Linked DNA regions of Homo sapiens: all the other regions are linked to region 3. The links are chromatin loops, found by intact Hi-C in ENCODE. Cell type or tissue: dorsolateral prefrontal cortex. All regions are shown on one strand.

What was found. Peaks named below come from ENCODE experiments on the same cell type or tissue, not always from the same donor. Only the 100,000 strongest peaks of a DNase experiment are listed, where the experiment ranks them.
Region 1: it touches region 3 in a loop (2.2-fold over the local background); 6 of 110 quality-filtered maps call a loop at or near these places.
Region 2: it touches region 3 in a loop (2.5-fold over the local background); 4 of 110 quality-filtered maps call a loop at or near these places.

What each region holds. Positions count from the first base shown.
Region 1 is chr1:14,518,965-14,526,964 of GRCh38, forward strand. It overlaps a transcript of KAZN not described here. Among named protein-coding and RNA genes, the nearest start is that of KAZN, 76 kb to the right of the region's middle. RefSeq lists enhancers at 1,107-1,216, 1,517-1,576, 4,061-4,150. In dorsolateral prefrontal cortex, no CTCF peak of the experiment used is centred here; a DNase peak (open chromatin) is centred at 4,080.
Region 2 is chr1:14,919,892-14,927,891 of GRCh38, forward strand. All of the region lies in intron 1 of KAZN (kazrin, periplakin interacting protein), which reads left to right. LOC124903849 (a long non-coding RNA gene) reads right to left here and starts at 4,000. Exons shown (of 3, transcript XR_007065477.1): 1 at 3,871-4,000; 2 at 3,310-3,373; 3 at 2,481-2,562. RefSeq lists an enhancer at 3,594-4,093 and a silencer at 4,124-4,303. In dorsolateral prefrontal cortex, CTCF peaks have their summits at 4,821, 5,020 and 5,220; DNase peaks (open chromatin) are centred at 4,250, 4,760 and 5,263; H3K4me3 peaks cover 3,881 bases; H3K27ac peaks cover 4,053 bases.
Region 3 is chr1:14,109,562-14,117,561 of GRCh38, forward strand. It overlaps a transcript of KAZN not described here. Among named protein-coding and RNA genes, the nearest start is that of KAZN-AS1, 310 kb to the right of the region's middle. In dorsolateral prefrontal cortex, CTCF peaks have their summits at 4,462 (motif pointing right) and 4,664; a DNase peak (open chromatin) is centred at 4,480; H3K27ac peaks cover 946 bases.

The sequences.
Region 1 (8,000 bases), 410 kb after region 3:
AGATCCTGTTGCTCTAGGGACCCTGAATAATGAGGCAAGTATTTTGCCTTCTTTGGGCCACCATTTCCTTAGCCATAGGTGAGGGGTAGGAAGGGAGTAAGGGAAGCGGAGTTTAGAAATAATCTGTCCCTGAGTCCCATTCAGCATGGACTGCCTATGATTCTAAAATAATTGGAAATTTTTAAAAAAAAATTTAAATAATAAAAACAAAAAGTTTCTGGAATCAAAGAAATAGCCCCTGACTACACAGCTTGAAATGGACCCTACAGGCAAGGAGAGGAGGGCCCAAGGCACAGGACTGAGCTGCAGTTTTGTAGTTTGCAAAGAAAGCAACCCTCTGCTTTGCTTTAGATGGCCTCCGAGGCCAGTTCTTTGGGCAGAATCCAGAAACAGGAAGAAGTTGCAGAAGAGAAGAGGCAAAGAAACAAAGAAAGGACTTGTCTGAGAAAAGCAGCCAAGAGCAGCATACATGTCAGGGACAGTGAGGGTGCTGAGCGGCAGATACTACCCTCGTGGGTATCCTCCCTCAGTTGAGGCTCTTCCCCTCTCCCAGTTTTTCTTACCCCCAGTGGCACAGATTGCCTTTGGAGAGAGCTGACCTGGGAGAAAGAAAGTCCACTTTTGAGTTTCTAAAGCCTAGGCCAGGGCACGAGAGAGATATGAAAGCATAAGTGGTGAATATCCTCCCATCTGGAGGGAAGAAAAGAGAGTAAGAGGGAAAACAGAGAAAATGTGGATGCCAGAGCACCCTGGACCCTGCATTACCCCAAGAGACTTTGGGGGATTCCAGCCCATGGATGACCTGAGAGATGCAGGAGGATCCCCAGAGTCCCATGTGTCTGGCATGACCCAGCAGCAGGAGAAATGTCTGAGCTAGAAGTGGATAGGCCTGGGTTGGCCTCACAGGGTTCCCTGTGCCAAGCATGAAGTCAGAACATAGAGTGTCCTCAGGCACCCAGAGGGCCCCATGATGGTGTGGGAGCTGTGGATGCTTCCCACGAGCCCAGGCATCTGTCACACATGTGTTTCCTGCCATTGCACAGATCGTGCCATAGGTGGTGGCAAGAAGACGCCTTATAATTGGGGCCAAGGAGCACATAGCAGTCACATATACAGCCTGTAGACAAAAGTCAAGATGGAGAGAGAGATCTTCAGGAAATGAGGCCAGTATGGCTCATGGATGACACAAGGCCCAGTGGTGTCCAGTCCTGGCACTTGTTCATAATCACAGACATTTCATTTATACAACCCTATGATCCATTGGGTGTGGCCAAGCTGGAAACAAAGAAACTGAAATGACCACACATGGCCACAGGATTTCTCTCCTCCGGTGGCCACAGCCCAATGGAGGAGACAGACCTCCCGAGAAGGGTGGGCATGGGGTGCCATGATAGACGTAGCAAGCAGGAACAGGGGTTGGGGTCACCATGTGAATGAGAGAGAAACAGGCACTGAAGCTGCAGGAGCCTGGGGGACAATTGTGCATGCCAGGCACCTAGAAAGCAGGAAGAGGGGAGATAGCAGATGAAAACACACACACTAATCCAATGCCCATCTCCATAAAAAGCAGTGGCTCATGGGACAACCAAGAGAGCTCCTCTGACTTCCTGCCCAAGCAAGAGCATAACTAGGTGATGGGGGCAGAGGCTCTGAGGAGCCCAGGCAAGAGCTCAGCACAGCTTTGCTAAGGTTCGCCTCTGGAAGCAGCCACCTCTGGGAATTTCCCTGGTATCTGTTTGGGCAGAGACTGAAACTGAACTGAACCATTAATAGCCTGTGATCATCCTCCCAAACTCCCCCCAAACCTTAATTCTTTTGCACTAAACCAAAGATGGTTTTGTTTTAACATCTGATTCACCGGACTCAACTAAAAAATGAAAGAGCTGAACCAAAGGAGCAGAATAATCCCAGCACCTGCAGCAAACTGTTCATCCATCCAGCTCCATTCCCTGGGCAGGGCAGGTTCCCCTAAGGCATTGTTCTATTGGGAAGAAGGCCCATGAGAGGCCAGAGCAGGGAGAGGCATGCAGTGGCATGATCCAGAGGGAAAAGGAAGAGAAAGTAACCATCCGAGTACTCCCCACTCTTGGAAGAGCCAATAGACAAAATCCAGATGAGCTTATGAGTAATGGATGTCCTATGTGCCACAGGGTGTTACAGGCAGATGCTGAGGGAGGGGTGCAGCCAACGTAAGGAGAAATGCAAATAAAGATCAGGCTTGGGGGCAGGGGTCTGATGATGCCCCCAAAACGCCAGTCAGCAGGGACTCTGACATTTAAAGAGGCACCATAACCACTTGAGCCAAATCTCTTTTCACTCAGTGTGCCCAATGTGATATTTAAACAGAAATGTCGCCCTCACTGCATTTATGCCCCTCCAACCCTTCAGAATTGGGTCTGCTGTCCAAATGGCTCATGTGTGTCCACCTTCCAGAGCCAAAGTGAAAATTTCTGATAAAAACAGAAAAAGGTAAATTTCGGCTTTATGAACTCAGGATTAAATCAGGCCAGGCCTTTCTGTGAAATGTGAACCCTGTAATGCTGAGAAATTGAAAAAGCCCTTGCTTTTTGAAGCTCTGGCCTATCTTTAATTGAACCTTTTGCATGAAATCATGAACCATGGCCGATGCCATGAAACAACTCAAGGAAGAAACCAGCAAAGCAACTGGCTTTGAACTGAGACCTGCGAACTGAGAACCGCCTACAGTCCGTAAAAGACCAGCCTGGGCCCTTGGGTTGCCCTCATCCTGTTTTAGAATCGTCTCTTTTCTTTGAAAACTGGGGAAAGGGAGGAAGTGTGGTTACTGAGGATTAAGCTTGAGTCGACCTTGAGTTAGGGGTCAAGTTACCACATCATGGTTTGGGTCAGAACTGATTATTTTTGGCAAATGTACACCAAAAAATCACATTTTTTAAGTGGATAAAAGTGCACCATAGGAAAAAATTCATTTTCGGAGACATCAGCACATTTCAGTGAGTACTGTGGCTAAATTTGAAAGAATGTGAACTTTTGAGATTACTAATATACATCCAAATGTGTGTTAGGGAATGTACATTGAGCTCTGTTATTCCTAATCTTTTACACAGGCCCTCTCCACCAAATTTCATAGACACATTAGAAAAAGGAAAGCCACTCACACTCCTGCTTGCATAGAAGTCCCCTGCCTTTTGCCAATGAGCTTTTCTGCTCCCAGATCAACTTGATTAAGTAAGATATAATTTTCTGCTTCTCTCTCCTGGCATAGGCACGGCTGTATAATGTCTTCGTTCTCCCCAGTGAGATGCCTGTAACTGACCTAACTTAAAGAGAAATATGTTCTGCCTCCCATCTTCAGAGGAAGAAACCCTCTGAGACCTACATGTGATTTGTCTTGTTGCCTGCAAAAGTTTGCTCTTTATGGTGACAGCTAGGCTTGCTTGGGAGATTTGAACAGATACAGCTTCTTGGTGCAGCTGCCTCTGCTCTCCTAATTTGATCCTGAGCCTAACAATTACAGTTATCAAGGAGCCAGCTCTTCCAAAAGGTTTCCTGCAAATCACGTCATCATCTGTGATGTGTACAATTTGGTCTCTTGGATTATGCAATGATTCTGGGTGTTGTTTTAAAGCCTGACTTTAATAAAAAGCCCGAGAAAAGAACAAATGCAAATGGGTGTTGACGTGGACTGCCCATCCTCTGGCACCAGCAGTAGAATACAGACAGTACCTACAGCAACACAATAGATAATGCATCTGCAATTACCGGGATACTTAACATGTGTTGTATAACTCATCGGAGAAAATATAGATCTTTTGTGTGTGTTTCAGATGTAGAAGGAATGAATGAATCACAGGTCATAAACTCAGGCGTGGGACAAGTATCAGATCTTTGTATTTTCTTCCAAGCAGCTTAATTTCAATCGTGACTACTCCATGCCAACAGGTAGGCAGGAAATTCCACCTCATTGATTCTCTGGGTGCCCCTGTTCCCACCCAGAGGGTCTTTCTCTAGCACCAAGGTGCTGGGAGGGCTCCCTGTCCGCCTGTAATTCCCCCAACTCCCCAGCATGTACGAGCTATGAGTCACTAGGCCACACTGGTTGCCATGGAGACACTCATCGTCCTAGTCTACTGGTCCCTCCAGGTTGAGGCTGCGGCTTCCACACCAGGCATGGAGGCTTCAGGATCTTGGTGAGGCTGGGAGGCACCTCACCCTTCCCCACTGGCATCCTCACCAACCCCCTGAGCCTGGCCAGAGAGCAGGGTGCTGCCTCCCCTAGCTGTCAGAATACTTTTTGGCTCCCAGTCCAGGGCAATAAACTTTTCTTCAAAGATTCTCTCGCTCTTCATGTCCCTCCCAGAGTTGCTCCCTCTCCACCAAACCCATCCACCTCTGTGATTGTAAGCTTTGGCAAACCAAGGCCAGAAAGGGAGCTGTCCAGTGGGCAGCTCCAACTCTCCACCCTGCCTGGAGCCTCCCAGCTCGGAGCTTGTGGCCTACCAGAGACATGGAAAGGGCGGAAATAAAGAAAAGCAATGCCCAAATAGATACAAATGTGTCCCATCCCTGCAAATGTCACAAAGTCATGAATAATTACCACGAGGGACACTTCCCCAGCTTTTTTGCTGCTCCATCACCAGCAGCCCTCTAGTGAATCCCAGCACTTCCTTCACTTTCTCTCCTAGTTCCATTCCCAAGCCAATATTTCTTTGTACATTCCAGCTGCCTTCTGAATCCCTTACTTCCTCTTCAGTGTTCCCACGCAGGTGACAGCAGGAAGAAGCATGGTCTGGTTGATCCGATGGTACATGAAGCTAATGGCCATGAGCCTCCCATGTGGTCCTGGGGCTGCACAGAATGTGCTGGTGGCCACAGGAAGGCTCAGAGACCATGATGTTGAGGAAGGGGCTCAAGGGGGCTTACAGACATGGCAGAGACACATGAGATGGAATAAAAATGCCACATATGTCAGTCAAATTGAATAGCTAAGGGAGAGCGAGGTGTTGTTTTGAAAGCGTATATCCACGTGGCTTAAAGGCGTGTCACTCGTTTTGTTTTGTTTTGTTTTGTTTTGTTTTGTTTTGTTTTGTTTTTATGAGACAGAGTCTTGTTCTGTCACCTGGGCTGGAGTACAGTGGTGTGAGCTCGGCTCACTGCAACCTCTGCCTCCCAGATTCAAGCGATTCTCCTGCTTCAGCCTCCCGAGTAGCTGGGATTACAGGCATGCACCACCACGCCTGGGTAATTTTTGTATTTTTAGTAGAGACGGGGTTTCACCATGCTGGCCAGGCTGGTCTCAAACTCCTGACCTCAAGTGGTCCACTCGCCTCAGCCTCCCGAAGTGCTGAGATTATAGGCATGAGCCACCGCACCCAACGAAGGTGTGTCACTTGTGTGCGTTTGTGTGACATCCTGGAAGCATGGAGGCAGGGTCAGGGGTCTGGAGCCAATGACCCACATTCTAGACCCAGCTTTTCCACAAAGGAGCCTGTGCCCTTGAGAAAGCCCACTCCCCCGTCTCATTTCTAAAAACAAAAGATTAGACCAATTTATCACCAGGCTCTCTTTGACTCTGAGGGTCTTTGACGCTAATTGATTTTTTAAAAATAAACAATATTTTAAACACTATTTTATGGTGATTAAGGTACTTGCTCATTATCTAATGGCCAACCTGGATGAATTTAACCCCCCAGGCATGTCAGTCTGCCACGACTGTGCTTTCACCGTTCGACTCCATAAAACCCAGCAAACTTCATGTATATTAAAGTTTAATAGCAGCTCAAGAGTGAGAAGCTGAAAGAAATGTGAACAGTACCTAAGGGGTGTTTTATTCATGTTGATTCTCATATGTATGATAAATAGTTCCTGTGCCTGATTTCGTGATGAGAACAGGTTCTTTAAAACACCAGCAAAGGAAGCCCATAAGGAAAACAGAAATCATCTACCATAAAGAAAAAGCCAAAATATTCATATATTTCTTTGGAGACCCAGCAAGGTCTGGAGAGAGCCAGACATTTGCACCTTGGCTAGATGTATTTAACACCAGTGATCTACTCCAAACCCCATGTGGGGCAGGATGCCAGCAAGACAGCATGGATTTTGGATAGCAGCTCACCCAGGAAGGACACTCAGGTTCAGAGCAGATGACACATGGACATATGTATCAGGGTTGTCCCATGTATATGTATGGACGTGTGTTTGAATATGTGCATGCATGCATGTATGTGTATGTAACAGAATAGAGTGTAAATGTACATATTGTACAAATGTGCAAATGTAAGCAAGCTATTCTTAGCTTGCCAGCCATACAGAATTAGCTTGCCAATTATGCAAACTGTGCTCTAATAGGTAGTTTGTGCATTAATTTCTTTTTTATCATGTAGAACATAAATTACCAACTTTTTTCTGTAAAGGGCCAGTTACTGTGTGAGGCTTTTGAACCATGAGGTGTCTGTTGCAACTACTCAGCTGGCCGTTGCAGAGTAAAAGCAGACTTAGACAACACATAAACAAATGAGCATGCTTGTGTTCCGATAAAACTTTATTTATGCACACTGAAATTTGAATTTCATATAACATTTGCATGTCAAACAATATTATGATCCTTTTGATTTTTTCAACAATTTAAAAATGCAAACACTATTCTTAGCTTGCCAGCCATACATAAACAGGTGACAGGCTGGATTTGGCCAAGGGCCACAGTTTGCAATATTTAATTTAGAATGCATTTCCCATAGGAAAAAAAATGATTGTAAATGTTGTTTGGCTTACCAGATCAATCCACAAAAGTCAATTCAATCCATAAAGAATCAAAATATGGCATATATAGCATGAATATTTATGCTAGCTACTGTTAGTGCTCTCGATAATCATGAATTTCTTTAATACTCAGTGCAATCCTATGGGGAAACAGGTTTAGAGAGTTTGAGTCACTTTCCTATCTCAGCTAAGAAGCTGAATACCTGGGATTTAAACCAAGGTCTTGGGATCTCAGAGCTGTGTTATTCACAGCAAAAGAACCCCACTTGCTCATAAATTAGGGGGATGATGCCTGGTACCTAGGGAATCCTCAATGGATCTCCGCTACCAGCATTGTCGTCATTATGACTAAGTGTACTACTTCAACTCTACTAAATCAACATTTATGATACCATTTCCTAAACCTGGGTCTCAACCTGGGATGCCCCCACATTTTTCCCTTCCCTGGCTTTGAAGCCCTCCTCATTGTCATTTAGCAAGAGAGAAAGGGAATTCTCCTAAGTAGGTACGATTGACTCTTTAATTTTACACATTTTTGCCTCTACATAAGAGCAGATGTGCCAATCATTTCCCATTTGCTCCAAGGGAACAAGGGTGAAAGAGGACTCCCTTTGCAGCAGAGTCTGGGGCAGCCATATTTGGGCCTCTTTGTTGCCCATTCATGTTTCAGAGCCAGTCATGCATCAGAGGATCAAGGTGACATGCGTAGACCTGGGTTACAGCCATGTGCCAAGTGCCCCGGAGGTTTGAAATAAAACATTTCCCCATCCATCTGCATCATCAGTAATATTTTAGTAGCCACGTAAGCTACAAAGTTTGCTGAGAACAAAGAACCCTCCGGGTCATCTATAGCTGAAATTGACAAATTGAAATAGACAAAGATGTAAGTGAATATTTTTGTTCCTCCTTCATTCTTATCTCCCTGCTCTTGACTTCAGCCATTTTCCAGTTTCATAGTGGTCCATATTTTTAAACACATCCCTTGCACCGTCTCTCTGGATATCAAAAACCTCATTCCCCTGGGACCATTTTCATACATCAAGAAACCACTTCATAGTAAGGTACAGATACTTCATTAAACATGAGGTGTTCTCCCCCGCTGCTCAATGTCCCCCTTTTGTATCCATCTTGAAAGAGATCACCTGTCACCCAGAAGCGATTCTCTCCTGGTGTAATTTGGGCAACAGGACAGGCCACCAGAGGAGATGTTATAGTGCGGAGTTCTTGCTAACATCTTTCTGACAATAGCATCTGATTTGCCT
Region 2 (8,000 bases), 810 kb after region 3:
TATAGCCTAGGTGTGTAGTAGCTATCTCGTGTAGGTTGGGTAAGTACGCTTTATGATTGCACAATGACAAAATTGCCTACCAATGCATTTCCCAGAACGTCATTCTGCCTCTGTCCCTGTCCTTGTCATTAAGTGATGCATGACTATTTTAAAATCATAGCCAAATTGGGGGTGGGGGAAGGGAAAGAGTTCAGTGGGCTCAAATATTCAACTTTAAGCAGACACCAAACATAATGGGGTCTCTTAATACCATGTTTCTGGGTTTTGTTCCTTAAGCCAAATTTATCTTGTAGTCTTCTCCAGTGATCTAAAGGATGTTCCTCTGGGAACGAGGGGATGCTCTGGATGGGACCTGCACTTTTTTCTGTCTGCAGCCTCTTTTCTGTTTTTTTTTTTTTTTTTTTTGGGTGGCGCCCTGTCCAGCCTGAGGTCAGGGTCATGGGGACCCTGTCTGGCCTCAGAGCCCAGAACCAGAGCAGCCTCCCCACCCCCTGTCTGGACTGCCCCTTTCCCCTCTGAAGTCACACTATGCCTCTGCTCTTTAAAATGAGTTGCCGGGAGGACTGGATGAGGACACCTCCTGCTGTCTTTCCGGACCCCCAAATCCCCCCTTCCTGCTGCCCCACGGAGGCTGGACACAGTGTGCCCTGGAGCAGGACAGAGTGAGCCAAGTTGTATCCAGCCTCAATTCCCAGCATCTCCCAGGGGGTCTGGGAAGGTCTCCTGGAAGTAGAACTGGCTACATAATTGGTAGGTCCCAATGTTCAAAAATAATTAAGAATTTCAAGGCAACAACAGTGGAGCATTCACCCAAGCTCGGGGCCCTTCTGAGCACGGGGCCCAGTGTGACCACACAGGTCACATGCCCAGAAGCTGGCTCTGCAAAGGGATCTCCTCTAAACCCCCAAGAGTTATCATTTGTGTGGGACCTGCCCAAGCCACTCAGGGCAGAAAATGGGTAGGTTAGTCCTTGACTCCAGGGTCTCCTGGTGGAGAACTGAGCAGAAACATCTCCTGGGCTCAGGGCATCCTCATAAATGTACCTCAAGGTGTTTTTAATGTACCTCCCCACCCAAGACAGATGGGTTTCTGATAGGTTCCTAACTGCCACCGTGGCCACAGACTTGCCAGCTAGCAGAGTTGAGAGCAGGGAGAGTGAGGGGCTACAGCTGAGTAAGGGGGGCATGGGCAGCCTGGGAACCTCCAGAAAACTGGAGAAGCTGGACCCCACTGCCATCTGCAGTCCTGGGCCTGAGCATGCAACACACACACACACACACACACACACACACACACATTCACACAGAGCCACGGCCAAACTGCACTGAGTAAAAGTTACAGAGGGAATTCCCCAGGGTTGTGGCCTTACGAAGCAGCTTGGATGACTGAAAAGTAACTAGGACGTATGTGCGCTTCAGGAGGTTGCAGAGGGACCAGTGACGGTAGCGGTGAAATGGTCCCTGGTGGCCAATGGGCTACATAAAGACTTTTAGATATGTTTACTTTCTTCTTCCTCCGTCTCCTCTTCCTCCCTTTCCTTCTTAAGTTTTAAAGAGTTGCTAATGTTTCAAATTTAGATTTCATGTAAAAATCCATATTCCTAGTAGTTCTAAACAAACAAAAAAAAGTAGAACATCTGACAACACTAAGACTACATTCCTGCCTGACAACAATCTACAGCCTCCTCTACAGGGGCCGGTGGCCTCATTTGCCACAGTCCCCACCAGCCTAATGTCTCTCTGATACCAAATCCAAGTGACAGGAGCTACATACTCATACTTGTGCTGGGTTTTGTTTATAGGGGTTTTTTTGTTGTTGTTCTTGTTTGTTTGTTTTTTGAGACCAGGTCTCACTCTGTCGCCTAGCCTGGAGTGTGCTGGCACAATCTCGGCTATCTGCAGCCTCCCCCTCCTAGGTTCAAGTGATTCTCCTGCCTCAGCCTCCTGAGTAGCTGGGATTACAGGTGTGTGCCACCACTCCCGGCTAATTTTTGTATTTTTAGTAGAGACGGGGTTTCACCATATTAGCCAGGCTGGTCTTGAACTCTTGACGTCAAGTCACCCACCCTCTTCGGCCTCCCAAAGTGCTGGGATTCCAGGCATGAGCCACCATGCCCAGCCAGGTGCTATTTTTTTCTTGTTATGGAGTTAAGAGGAAAGCACATGTCTCTATCAAAAGTATAATTCATGTACTTCCAGAAATACGTGAAAGACTATGTTTCTTTGCGGAAGTGAAAAGTCTTCCTAAGTGTTTAATATGCCAAGAGTGTTTAAGTCAAAATAATATAACATAAATGCCCTTATGAAATAAACCACAGTAGCCCCTGCTCAACCCAGCTCACTCATTTATGTTCCCAGGCAGGTCCCTGAAGGTAACTCAGACAGTCCTGGACCAGATTCTCCAGGATGCAGGGGCTGGCAAGGGCATTCCTAGCTTCTCCGCTCTCGGGTGCTCAGAGTGATCATTCTTTTGTTCTGCTCTGTCTGTTATCTCAGTAAAGGAGAGGAATTAGGGGATTCCCAGCATCTCTGGTCACTTGGTGTGGTGTCAGTTTCCTTCCTCCTGGAAAAGTGGTGTGGGTACTTTTCTTCCACAGCTGGGAGCACCCAGCACTTCCCATGCCACTCTGCCGTCCTCTGGCGCAGTTAAAAGTGCACTTTGGGAGGCCGAGGCTGGCGCATCACCAGATCAGGAGTTCGAGACCAGCCTGACCAACATGGCGAAACCCTGTCTCTACTAAAAATACAAAAATTAGCCGGGCATGGTGGCGGGCACCTGTAATCCCAGCTACTCAGGAGGCTGAGGCAGGAGAATCGCTTGAACCCGGGAGGCGGAAGTTGCAGTGAGCCAAGATCACACCACCGCACTCCAGGCTGGGTGACAAAGCGAGACTCTGTCTCAAAAAAAAAAAAAAAAAAAAAAGTGCCAGCTAGACAGGGCAGGGGTTCTAAGGCAGCCTCCGCAGCTGGGCCAGTTTCCATCATTGGGAAGGTGAGGATGCGGGGGCGGGGGGAAGCTGGGAAGGCCATGATAGTTGGTGGCCAGGCCACTGTGGTTGCTGAGAGCCAGGGCTTCTGACCCATGGGCAGGAAACTGCTCCTAAAAGGTTTTGTAGACTTAAGGGAAAGTAATTAGGTTCTCACAGCTTGTTGGACAGCCATAGGCCAGTGACCTAGAAATTTGCACATCTCAGGCCTGGGCCAGTGGGAGCCTCAGATTATAGAGCCAAGCCTGGGCAGGGTAAGGTTGCTAGCATGCTGCCTACAAGGGGAGGCTGGGGGCTCCATGAGTGTGTGACTGACTCCTCACCTGGCTGTGTGGCCTCGGCTCCCGCGTGTCTACAACAGGGGGGAACTGGACCTGCCTCCTGGGGCTGTAAGGAGATAATTAGTCTTTCTAAACAGCATCGTAATCCCCAGATCAAAGGGGGCTCAGAGCTGCACACTTACTTCACAGGAGCACTGCCAGCCTGAACACCCACTCCAGCGGGTGGGTTCTGTTGTGCAGACCCTCCAAGGTGCCACTTCCTACAGGGTTTGCCTGGCCTTGTCACTGTTCCCCCACCCACTCCCAGGGTCCAGGCTCTGGCCTCCCCTGCCAATGGCTGCCATAGTTGGAGAGTTCATGGGCAGCACTGATAATGGACAGTGGGGAATTACTAATGCCTAACTCATAGATGGGGAAACTGAGGCTGGGGAAGTGAGGTGAAGTCACAGGGCCTCCCACCAGATCTCAGCCCCCTCGCGATCTCCCCCACCAGACGGTGGGTGCACTCAGCATTCCCCTCACTTAGAGGATGGCCGGTCACACGCAAAGATGAGCGAAGGAAAGGTCCCGGGGCTGCTCCCCTGCCCGCCCACTCCTTCTGACCTCTCCCGGTCAGCTGTGGGGACCTCGGCTCTCGGCAAGGCTGTCACAGGGTGTCAGGAGAGGAGAGAGACACAGCAAAGTGGGGTGCCAGGCAGAGGCCAGGGGCTTTCAAAGACCGGGGCTCGAGTTCCGTCACAGCCACCCCTGTGACATCGGCCGTCTTTCTGACCCTCCGTGTCCCCGGGAATGACCGCGTCGGGGATGCACCGAGTGGCGGGGGCCGGGCGCACAACGGGGCGACGCGGCGGCGCTCCCCGGGCACTGGGGCCAGTCTGGGCGCCGCGGCGGGGCGGGGGCGGGGCGGGGGCGGGGCGAGCCTCGGCAGTCGCCAGCCCGGAAGGAGCGGGAGGAGGAGCCGCGGGACTGAGAGCCGTTCCCACGTGAGAGGCTCCGCGGCCGAATTCCTCGCGTGCAGCAGGCGCGGACCGCCCGGCGTCCGGCCGGACTGAGAGCCCTGGTCCGGCGCGCGCCGCCGGCCGGGCGGGAGGCGGGGGCGGGCTCGGCTGCGCCCCGATGCGGCGGCGACCTCCGGGTCTGTGAGCCCGGCGCGCGCCGTCGGAGCCCCTCGCGCAGCCGCTGGTAGCGTCCCCCCGGGCACCCGGCATGCGGGCGGCCGACTCGGGCTCGTGGGAGCGCGTCCGCCAGCTCGCGGCGCAGGGCGAGCCGGCGCCTTCCTGCGGGGCGGGGGCCGGGCCCGCGCGGCCCCCGGGACCCGCAGCCTGCGAGCAGTGCGTGGACGCGGCGGGGCCCGGCGATCGGCCCCGCGCCGGGGTTCCCCGGGTCCGAGCGGATGGCGACTGCAGCCAGCCCGGTAGGTGCGCGCGGGGCGGGGCGGGGCGGGCGGCGCGGACACAGGCCCAGGAGCCGCCGGGGCCGGGCGCGCGAGGGCGCTCGGAGCCGGGATCGGGAAGCCGCTGGTGGCAAAGTTCTCGCAGCGCGCGGAGCCCCGAGCCCCGGGCGGGTGCAGCGGGAGGCGTGCGGGACGCAGAGTGAGTTCCTCGGCGTGGGGACCGGGGCTCGGGGGCTGCACCGGGGGGCCAGGACCGCGCTTGCCGGAGCCAGGCGATCCCGCGGCGCCTGGAGACCCAGCTCCGGGCTGGACCCCGCGTCTGCTGGGGGAAGCGTGGGAAAGGGGCCAGCCCTGCGCGAAGTTGGTTCGGCCCCCTGGGACCGCACCTGTGAGCCATGTGGCGGCCCCCGCGGAGTGCCGAGGGGAGCCCCCTTCACCGCCGCCCCTCCGAGGCGAAATTGATGCCTCGCATTTGCTAGGAGCGGAGAGATTGCTGCGTTTCTCATACACTTGAACTCCGAGTAATGCAGAAAGAGAAATTGCAGAGGTGGAGACACAAACGCAGTGATCTAATTGCGTTTGGTTGGCGAATCCGCCCCAAGTGGAGAACAGCGTTTTACTGTTAAAGTGTTCCCAGCGGGTGTGCCCGTTCCATCCCACTCAGGCCTGCGCTATCTCCCTTCCCCCTGCCCCTTCCCCCCAAGTTAGGGCATGGGGATGGGAGACAGGAACCCCTGCGTCATCTTGACTGGAGTAGGAAGAAACCTTAGAAGACGAAGGGCTTTTCTGAGAAGGGGCTGCCATCACCAGGTCCAAGTTCTGAATACTTTTTCCGGGAAAAACGGGAGGGGGAGGCACAACATAATTATTCCTTATTCATCGAACACCTATTGTGTTCTAGTAATTCACATGCAACACATCCTTAAAATCTTATCACAACCCTGGGAGTGAGGCTGTGTTATCTCCATGCAGATGAGGACAGAAAAGCCCGGAGGTTAAGCGACTTGCCCAAGTTCCCAGAGTCCTAAATCATGGTGTTGGAATTCCCAGTTTTGTCCGTGGAAATCCAAAGTCTTAGCACCATAATACCTCTCCCAGGCAGCAAGCTCACTAGCTGGGGAGCACACGGGCTTATTTTCCTAATAATCATTTCTTTCCTGTAAGAAAAAAGCCAACCACAAGGCCCCCTATTCTTGTTTTTGCCTATGGTAGCCTCCCCAGGAGATGGAATGCCGCCTCTGGGTGTCAGGGCAGAGTAGTCCTCTCTCCTGTGTTGGAGTTTTCCTTTTCCCACCTTCTCCCCAGTTACACACGGCAGAGTCCAAGACGGGTTGAGGTAAAACAGCATCGATGCGAAAAGGAAGCAGATGGGAGAGTTTGGTCAAGTTGCTTCATCTTTTTGAGACTCAATTTACCCATCTGTACAGTGGAAATAATAATAGTACCAACTAAAGATCTGTCATTCCAAAGATGGTGTCTGTAAAACACCTTGCCTCATTCACCATAAATGCTTAATGCATGTTAGTCCTCAGCTCCTTCTGGCATTACATGCTTGCCAGATGACCTGTCAGTGCTCCCACTGACTCAGTTTCCCATTAGATTGTGGCGCTCTCTGCTCCATCTCCACCCTCATGAACTATGTCAAGATGACTTTTGTCTTGTCTGTAAAATACTAAAGTGATCTGAGGCTGAGTGTTGTGTCAGTGGGAGTTGTTTTCATGTAAACATGTACAGGAGATGGCTAGGTGGAGATAGGGCTGTTTACTTTGTGTCTCTATAGACTCCATTTGTGTGTTCATCATAATATCCTAATGACACGGTATAGCCCAGGAATGCCTGTTTCCTAGGTCTAGGGGTGGTTGTTATTCCTGCAGCCCTCATGGTATGTCCGTTTTAAAAGACAGCACATTGGAAAACTCTTTTCCCAGTTTACAGATGACATCACTGGCATGAAACAAGATCAGACCAGCAGCTAAACCAGAAAGTTTTGAGTTTTCTCTACCCTACTGCCCTTCACCCTTTCTGGTCTCTGGTTCTTAAAGACCAAATCGAGTTTCTGAGAACTTCCATGATGGCTAGGCATTGAGGACAGCCTGCCGTGGAAATGGTTCTGAAACCATCGGCTGTTACAAGGGGCTTTCCTCTAGGAGGGCGATGGGAACTCTGGCTCAAAGCTGCAAGCTGAACTTGTTGCTGAAATAAACATTTCAGCCAGGCTGTGCGGTGGCTCTTCCTCGAATCTCAGCACTTGATCCCAAGTCAAATGTGGTGCTCAGTTTAAGGAGCTGAAAGAGGTGCCCTGTTGGATGGGAGAGTCTGTGAATTGGCACTTTCAGAGATGTGGGGAAGGGAAAAGATAGAGGGGGATGCTGGCTTGGTGGGATGGAGGCCCGAACACCTTGAATTGCTCAGGGAGAATGTCCTGAGATCGGCAGGTGATGGCCCTGTGATGGTGACAGCTCTGACCTCCAGGGTGCGTGACCCAGGGACTAGAGCAGGAGGTGCAGACAGTGGATGTTTGCACAATCCGCACCTGCTTCTGCCTCGATTGCGTTTTACTCTGAGATGTTCCACAACTCACTTTCCCTGTTGGCACCAAGGGAATAACTCCTTCTGAAGGACGGATCATTCCAGAGCCCCCTCAGAGTGAACCAGGTGCTCACTGGAGGTTCTTAAACTGGGAACAGGAATCCGGTTCTTTGATCTTTCATTGTCCATTCATTCGGTCACATTTCTTGAGCATCTGCTCCGGGCCAGGCACTGTTGTAGCTGCCAGGGATATGGCAGCAAAGGAGATGACTGCAGCCCTGGTTTCCATGGAGCTTATAGTCTGTGGGAGGAGATTTCCAGTAGGCAAATAGGCACAGGATATGTCCAGAGATGGTGTAAGTGCTATGCAGAAAAATAAAGCCGGGGAGGGGTTAGAATGATGGGAGCAGGTGCTGCTTAGTTTTTAGGTAGGGTGGACAGAGGAGCACGTTCTAGAATGAAGTGAGGTGTGTGGGTGCTGAGTTTCTAAGGCAAGAGGGTGTTGCCGATCAGCTAAAGGAACTAAGCCATTTTTAAAAGGTGGTGGGAAATTAGTATCTTTGTAGACGAGGCACTCTACAGGTCTGTAACTGAAGCATCTGCACTCTAACCCTTTTGCTCCATTTGGCATTTCTCTTAACCCCGAGCTCAGAAAGCCACGTGGCCTTATTCTGCCTCTTCACATCCTCTACCTTTTTAAAATTCTGTATTATTTTATTACGATGATCATTTGGGTTCTTATCACTTCTTGCCCCTCCCCTTTACATGAAACCCGCGGTTGAGGGGACTGGGGCGCTTGTGTGTCTTTGTC
Region 3 (8,000 bases):
ATAATGTCCTTTCTGCTATGTCAAGAGTGATTTTGGCCCTTACCCTTCTTTCTCCACGCTCTGATATTTTTCTTTCATTTCTTTTTGGAACATAAATTTGATTTCCCATTTGCACGGCCCAGCGTGAACCTGAGGGTAATTACTCTAATTTGCAGCTGCATCAAGAAGGCAAAGACTGGAGCCACCATTCCATTCAGCTTAAACTCTCCTCCATCAGGCCCCTCTCCTGAAAATGCCATTCCTTATCAAAACGATTTCAGCGTCAAGTAGGAGCTGTACTAAAAATTTATGTAAGTTTCCCTTTACTTTTCTGATAGCTGTAAAAATCTGTTCTAAAAGGATGGAGGCATTTTTTTCCCCTACCATTTCTCTATAGCCTATGTTAATTTTGCTCTTTTCTTGCCACCCAATTTTGTTCTCTTCAGTCCTGTTCTCAGCTGGATCCTGGTGTTTCACTCCACATATTGAATAAGCAAAGCAATAATATGTTGTGATTAATAAGTGGCTTGACAGGCAGGAAAAAAGAAAATCTTATTCATTGCATCAGTGGTGCTGTGCAAATGCACTGTTTTTGAAAAATGCATTTAGTCAGCAGGGTGGTTTTTGTCCACATCCTTGGCCCTGTGCTCTCCACTTCAGCTGGATGTTCCGTTTCCTTCACGTGCAAATTTCAGGCTTGCAGAACATGAGGGCATGGGTTCCAAGGATGCTTAAAGCCTTGCCAAACCTTAGGAACTCATTTTTGGAGGCCAAATCCCTCATTACATAAGATATATTAATACACATCCACATCCCACTTGCAATGCAATTTTGTATAACTCTCTAAGAATTTAGACTTGAGTTGCATTTGACCTGTTGATACAACTAAGTCCTCCTGTGCCACTGACCTTCTCCTGCGCCTGTATGGGTGTGACCCATACAACTTACAACAGTGCTATGGTTTAGGCACTCTTATTATCCAGATCATTTTGTAGTTTTTTGACTTCTATTGCATATCTATCTATTTCTCTTAGGAGGTTTTATTTGCATGACTTGGAATGATACATTATTTTTCAGATCTCAAGAAACTTTTCTCCTTTGAAAAGCTCACAGGCTCTGGATCTGCTTTCTCTAAGGTGGTAGCCACAAACCATCTGTGGCTACAAAACCCTTAAAATGTGGCTAGCCCAAGCTGTGCTTTGAGTGTAAAATACACCCTAGGTTTCAGGCTTAGTACAGGGAAAAAAAAGACACGTAAAATATCTCATTAATATCTTTTTATATTGACTACATGTTAAGATGACAATGACGATGTTTTGGCTGTGCTAAATAAAATATATATTACAATTAATTTTAACTTTTGTTTGTGTGTGTTTTTTACTTTTTAATGAGATTACTAGAAACTTTTAAATTGCATACACAATTTGCATTATATTTCTGCTGGACAGCATTGCTCTAGATAGCATGGGAAATGATGTGGGGGTTAAAATGGCCCTGGATGACTCCTGCCTTCAGTGGAAGTACATCAATGTCCTGAAGGAGGTGGAGGATTCATCAATATTCATCCACACAGCAGACATCCATTGAGGGTCTATGCTATGCCAGACATTAGGCAAAATGCTAGAGATAGGGGGACAGCAGGATAAATAGAGTTTCCACCCAGGGCCTCTGCATCAGGGCGCCTAGCCACAGCACACACGCGGGCTGCAGTCCAGGATATGCCGATCCACTAAGCTTGAAATTGCATGGGGATCCTGGCTGCTGAGCAAGGGGTGGGCAGGAAGGAAAGAGTGCCTCCTAGAGACAGATCTACACTGTAGAAATAAACAGTAAGACTTTGGAGGTTGCACATTGGAAAAGTGAAGGAACTACTGATCTCTATATGCCCTGTGCTTGGCACATAGAAAGCTGGTGATAATTGTGCACTGAGTACTAACGTCAGGCCCAGCAGAGTCCAAAAGGACTGGGGCAGCATTGCTGCACTTGAAGGAAATGGTTCGTTTTTCTCATTCATACGAAAGGGCTGTCTCTCTCCCAGCTGTGCTTTTTGAGGGTTGCATGTGCACCTTGTAAAAGAGCCTCTGATTCCTCACCAGCCCTGTCTGTGCCCTTACAGAGCAGGGGCATTGAAAGTCCTGCACACCTGCGTTGTCTCTGGACTCCACACCTGATGCCCCAACCCTTTGCCTAGATTCTTTTCTTTTTTTTTTTTTTTTTGAGGTGGAGTCTCGCTCTGTCGCCCAGGCTGCAGTGCAGTGGCATGATCTTGGCTAACTGCAACCTCGGCTTCCTGGGTTCAAGCGATTCTCCTGCCTCAGCCTCCTGAGTAGCTGGGACTACAGCTGCGCACCACCACGCCCGGCTAATTTTTGTATTTTTAGTAGAGACGGGCTTTCACCATATTGGTCAGGCTGGTCTTGAACTCCTGACCTAGTGATCCACCCACCTCGGCCTCCCAAAATGCTGTGATTACAGACGTGAGCCACCACGCTCAGCCCCTTTGCCTAGATTCTAACTTCTGGCCTGGATTCCTGAGACTGCCACCCTCCAGGCTTAGAGGGTCTGCCGCAGCTTTGCCATATCTGACTGCTGACTTCTGACCCAAGGCTGGGTCTGACCTTACCTACTGGCTGTCCACATCAGGCAAGCCAGTGAGGTTTCTCCTTTGTCCTCTTCTTCTCTAAAAAAGTCCCACTTATTTGCTGTCTTCCTGACTCTCTCTGCTAGAAGGTGAGCTCCTGATCTGGTGTGTTCATTCGTGTATCTGCAGCACTGAGAACACTGCTAGCTCAGTCTGGATGCTGTGTGACCATATGGTAGTGAGGACAAACCCACCACCGTTACTTGGGTGAGGAGCTGCCTGCATCCCTCCCACTCCTCTTTGGCCACTGTGGGTTGTCAACAGTCTTGATTCCAAGAAGTGATGTCCTGGCTTTTAGGAGAAAGAACTTTGTTGGGAGCATGGCAGACACTCTCCTCTCACTCCCAGGGACCCTCACCCTTGTATGATCACTTCTCCATTCAGTGTCGGTGTAGGGGGAAACTGTGACTCTGATAAGATGTCACTCCCATGATTATGTTCCCTTACATGGAAAAAGGGAGATGGATGGAATGGGCCTGGTATAATCACATGAGTCCTTTCAAAGCAGGGAGTTGTCTTGGCTGGTAGTAGAAGAAGTCAGAGACATTGGAGGCATGAGAGAGTGCAGTCTTGGCACTGATGACTAGGCTGGCTGTGCTTCTTGTTCCTGCCATGCCCTTTGCCTTGGTTTTGTCTCTTGACCTTTTCCAAGCTGCCACACTCTTTACTGCATCCCAGCCTCCAGCCCTGTGCCTAGCACATAGAAAGCTCTAGATAACTGTTCAGCCCAGCAGAGTTCAAAGTGCTGTGCGGAAGAAAGGCAGTCTTGCCTGTCACTAACTGCATCCCTGGCTTTGATGGGCAAAGACTTTGCCCAAGTGTCTAAAGTGACACATCATTCCCCTGCTCATTAGAGATGAGGAGTTTCTTCACTTTTTCAATGTGCACCCTCCAAAGTCTTGTTTATTTCTACAGTGTAGATTTGTCTCTAGGAGGTGCTCCTTCCTTCCTGCCCACCCCTTCCTCAGCACTGGGGATCCCCATGCAATTTCAAGGCTGGGCAAGTCAGGTGACAGCAGTAAAGTCACTCATTTCTTGATTCTTTCTCTGGCATAAAAGCCATACAATCCCTGTCTCTTAGGGAGTTGGGGCTGGCAGAGAACAGAGATGTTCAGTGGCAAATACCCTGCCAACCTTGTGATGTGTGGCGAAAGGATGACTGGGTGGGAAGAGCCAGCGTCACACCACATTCTCAGCTGAGTTTTCCAAATTCTGTCTTTACATAGGTCGTGACAAGTAAAGCACTTTCCCCGAAAAATGCAGGCGTACAATTAGCCCAGGCCCTGAGATCTGAAAGAGAAGGAAGGTGACCGGAGACGTCATTTATTACGTCCTTCCCACGTACTTGGTATTTTTCCAAAAACTTCCATGTTTGAGTTGATTATCCTGTTTTACAGAAAAGGAAACTGACACTTAAAGAGGTTGAGTCACTTTCCCCAAATTGCACAGCTAAGAAATGAAAGATCTGGACAAGCACCCAAGTGTTCTGACTGCAGAGTATTAGCTCCTTCCTGACCACGGTGCTGGGGTGTCTGAGCTCTGTCCAAGCTCCATGACCTTGGAAAACCATTGAGCCTTCCTGAACTCAGTTTCTTGTCCTGTTCTATGAGGATTTACATGAAGACTCAATGACATTATTTATGCCAAGGGCTTTGCATGGTGGAAACTCTTGAACAACAGTAGAGCAAAGACGCCAGTGGGGCATCTACTGGCCAGTGACCTGTGTGTGGCCGTCTGAAATTAAGGGGTGTTTGCCTGGAGTCTGCCCCCTTGTTTGGGTAGGAAGGGAAAAGCTCAGTGGTGGTTTTGGTGGAGGCCACAAACTGGCAGCAAACGTCCAGGGGAGGGCACTCTTCTCTCACAGCTCAATGAGTCCTCCAAGGCCTTGCAGTGCAGCTTTTAAGAGGTGCAGTCAGCCTTTTAGAAACGCTGAGCCCCAGGCCAGCCATGGCGGTGGCAGAGCTGCATGGGAAGCATCCCTGGACCGATTCAGTGCCTGGTTCTTCAGGGCCACAGCAGCAGACGGCCCCATTATTTTCAGGCTACACAGACAAGTGCATGTGGGTGACCGAATATGTCATGTTTCAGCTGCTGCGTGGGGGGCCGGCATTGGGGGGATCAGTGCACTTTTGAGGCAGGACTTTGATGCTCCCCATGGCTCTCTTTTAACCCTGGGGATCCCTGGGGAGGCAGGATATGACTCTGGCGATTTGCAGAATCAGGAAGGAAGTGGTTTAGGTGTTTGAAACCACACTCTACTCTCCAGCCTGGAACTCTCTCGAGCCCCCTATTCCAGGCATCCAGATTGTGTCCTCTCTTTGCCCACCCCACCGTCGATGCCCCCCATATCCTCCATATCCAGGCCGACTGCCCCACATTTCACTCTGTATTTGAAAAGCCCTTCCTTCTTCCTCCCTTCCTTCTGCATTCCCCCATTCACCATTAACAATGATAATGGTTTGATAGATTTATCTTTTCACATATCAGGTTGGAAAACTGATTAGATGGAAACTTTCAATACCTTGATCTCTAAAAGTGATGACACACTGTCATTCTAGACACAGTGTCAGTATATTTTCTAATCTAATATTCATTGCAAGCTTGCTGCATACTAGAAATGCTGAGCCCTCTAACTCCATCCCCACAATGATTCCATAAGGCAGGTGCTGTTACCGTTCCCATTTATAAATGACACAACTACAACCATAGAGGGTACATTTTCCCAGAGAGGGTAAATTGGTTCACTTGCTTAGTGTTTGGAGGTGCTCAGTCTCTGACCCAGGTCTATTGTGTACAAACCCCACCTTCTTAGCCACTGCTCCTGTGCTGGCTCTGTTGATGTCTGCCTTAGTCAGCCCAGGCTGCCATAACAAAGTCCCACAGACTGAGTGGGTTAAAGAGCAGACATTGATCTTCCACAGTGCTGGAGGCTGCAAGTCCAAGAGCAAGGTACCTGCAGATTCACTTCCTGGTGAGGGCTCTCTTCCTGACTTGCAGACAGCCACTTTCTCACTGTGTCCTCACATGGCAGAGAGATACAACAATGTCTCTCACTTCTTATGCAGCCACAAATCACATCATGAAGAACTTACCCTTATGACCTCATCTAACCCTAATTACCTCCTGATATGGTTTGGCTGTGCCCCCACCCAAATCTCATCTTGAATTCCCACATGTTGTGGGAGGGACCCAGTGGGAGGTAATTGAATCATGGGGGCAGGTCTTTCCTGTGCTGTTCTCATGATAGTGAATAAGTCTTATGAGATCTAATGGTTCCAAAAAGGGAACTTTCCCTGCACAAGCTTCTTCTCTTTGCTGCTATGTGAGATGTGCCTTTTACCTTCCACCATGATTGTGAGGCCTCCTCAGCCATGTGGAACTGTAAGTCCATTAAAACCTTTTACTTCCCAGTCCTAAGCATGTCTTTATCAGCAGCATGAAAATGAATTAATATAGTAAATTGGTACCAATGGAGTGGGATGCCACTGAAAAAATACCCGAAAATGCGGAAGCGACTTTGGAATTGAGTAACAGGCAGGGGTTGGAACAATTTGGAGGGCTCAGAAGAAGACAGGAAAATGTGGAAAATTTGGAACTTCCTAGAGACTTGTTGAATAGCTTTGCCCAAAATGCTGATAGCGATACGGACAATAAAGTCCAGGCTGAGGTGGTCTCAGACGGAAATAAGGACCTTCTTGGGAACTAGAGCAAAGGTGAGTCTTGTTACGTTTTACCAAAGAGTCTGGCAGCATTTTGCCCTTGCCCTAGAGATTTGTGTAACTTTGAACTTGAGAGAAATGATTTAGGGTATCCGGAAGAATAAATTTCTAAGTAGCAAAGTATTCAAGATGTGACTTGAGTGCTGTTAAAGGCATTCAGTTTTATAAAGGAAGCGGAGCATAAAAGTTCAAAAATTTGCATCCTGACAATGCAATAGAAAAGGAAATCCCATTTCCTGAGGAGAAATCCAAGCTGACTTAAGAAATTTGCGTAAGTAACAAGGAACCAATTGTTAATCCCTGAGACAATGGGGAAATTGTCTCCAGGGCATGTCAGAGGTCTTCAAGGCAGTCTCTCCCATCACAGGCCCAGAGGCCTAGGAGAAAAAAGTGGTTTTGTGGAACAGGCCCAGGGTCCCCATGCTGTGTGCAGCCTAGGGATCTGGCATTCTCCATCCCAGCTGCTCCAGCCGTGGCTGACAGGGGCCAACATAGAGCTTGGGTCTTGGCTTCAGAGGGTGCAAGCCTCAAGCCATGGCAACTTCCATGTGATGTTGAGCCTGCCAGTGCACAGAAGTCAAGAGTTGAGGTTTGGGAACCTCTGCCTAGATTTCAGAGGATGTATGGAAACACCTGGATGTCCAGGCAGAAGTTTGCTGCAGGGGCAGGGTTTTCATAGAGAGCCTCTGCTAGGGCAGTGCAGAAGGGAAATGTGGGGTCAGAGCCCCCCACATGGAGTCCCTACTGGGATGCTGCTTAGTGGAGTTGTGAGAAGAGGGCCACTGTCCTCCAGACCCCAGAATGGTAGATCCACTGACAGCTCCCACCGTGTGCCTGGAAAAGCTGCAGACACTCAATGCCAGCCTGTGAAAGCAGCCAGGAGGGAGGCTGTACCCTGCAAAGCAACAGGGGTGGAGCTGCCCAAGACCATAAGAACCTACCTCTTTCATCAGTGTAACCTGAATATGAGACATGGAGTCAAAGGAGATCATTTTGGAATTATCAGATTTGACTGCCCTGCTGGATTTTGGACTTGCATGGAGCCTGTAGCCCCTTTGTTCTGGCCATTTTCTCCCATTTGTAATGGCTGTATTTACCCAATGCTTGGATTGTCTGTAGGAAGTAACTAACTTGCTTTTGATTTTACAGACTCATAGGTGCAAGGGACTTGCCTTGTCTTGGATGAGACTTCGGACTGTGGATTTTTAGTTAATGCTTGAAATGAGTTAAGACATTGGGGAACTGTTGGGAAGACATGATTGGTTTTGATATGTGAGGACATGAGATTTGGGAGGGGCCGAGGTGGAATGATATGGTTTGGCTGTGTCCCCATCCAAATCTCATCTTGAATTCTCATGTATTGTGGGAAGGATCTGGTGGGAGGTAATTGAATCATGGGGGCAGGTCTTTCCCGTGCTCTTCTTGTGATAGTGAATAAGTCTCATGGGAACTGATGATTTTAAAAAGGGGAATTTCCCTGCGCAAGCTTCTTCTGTTGACTGCTGCTATGTGAGACATGCCTTTCACCTTCCGCCATGATTGTGAGGCCTACCCAGCTACACTGAAGTGTAAGTTCATTAAAACCTCTTTTTCTTCCTGGTCTCAAGTATGTCTTTATCAGCAGCATGAAAGTGGACTAATACACCTCCCAAAGGCCCCAC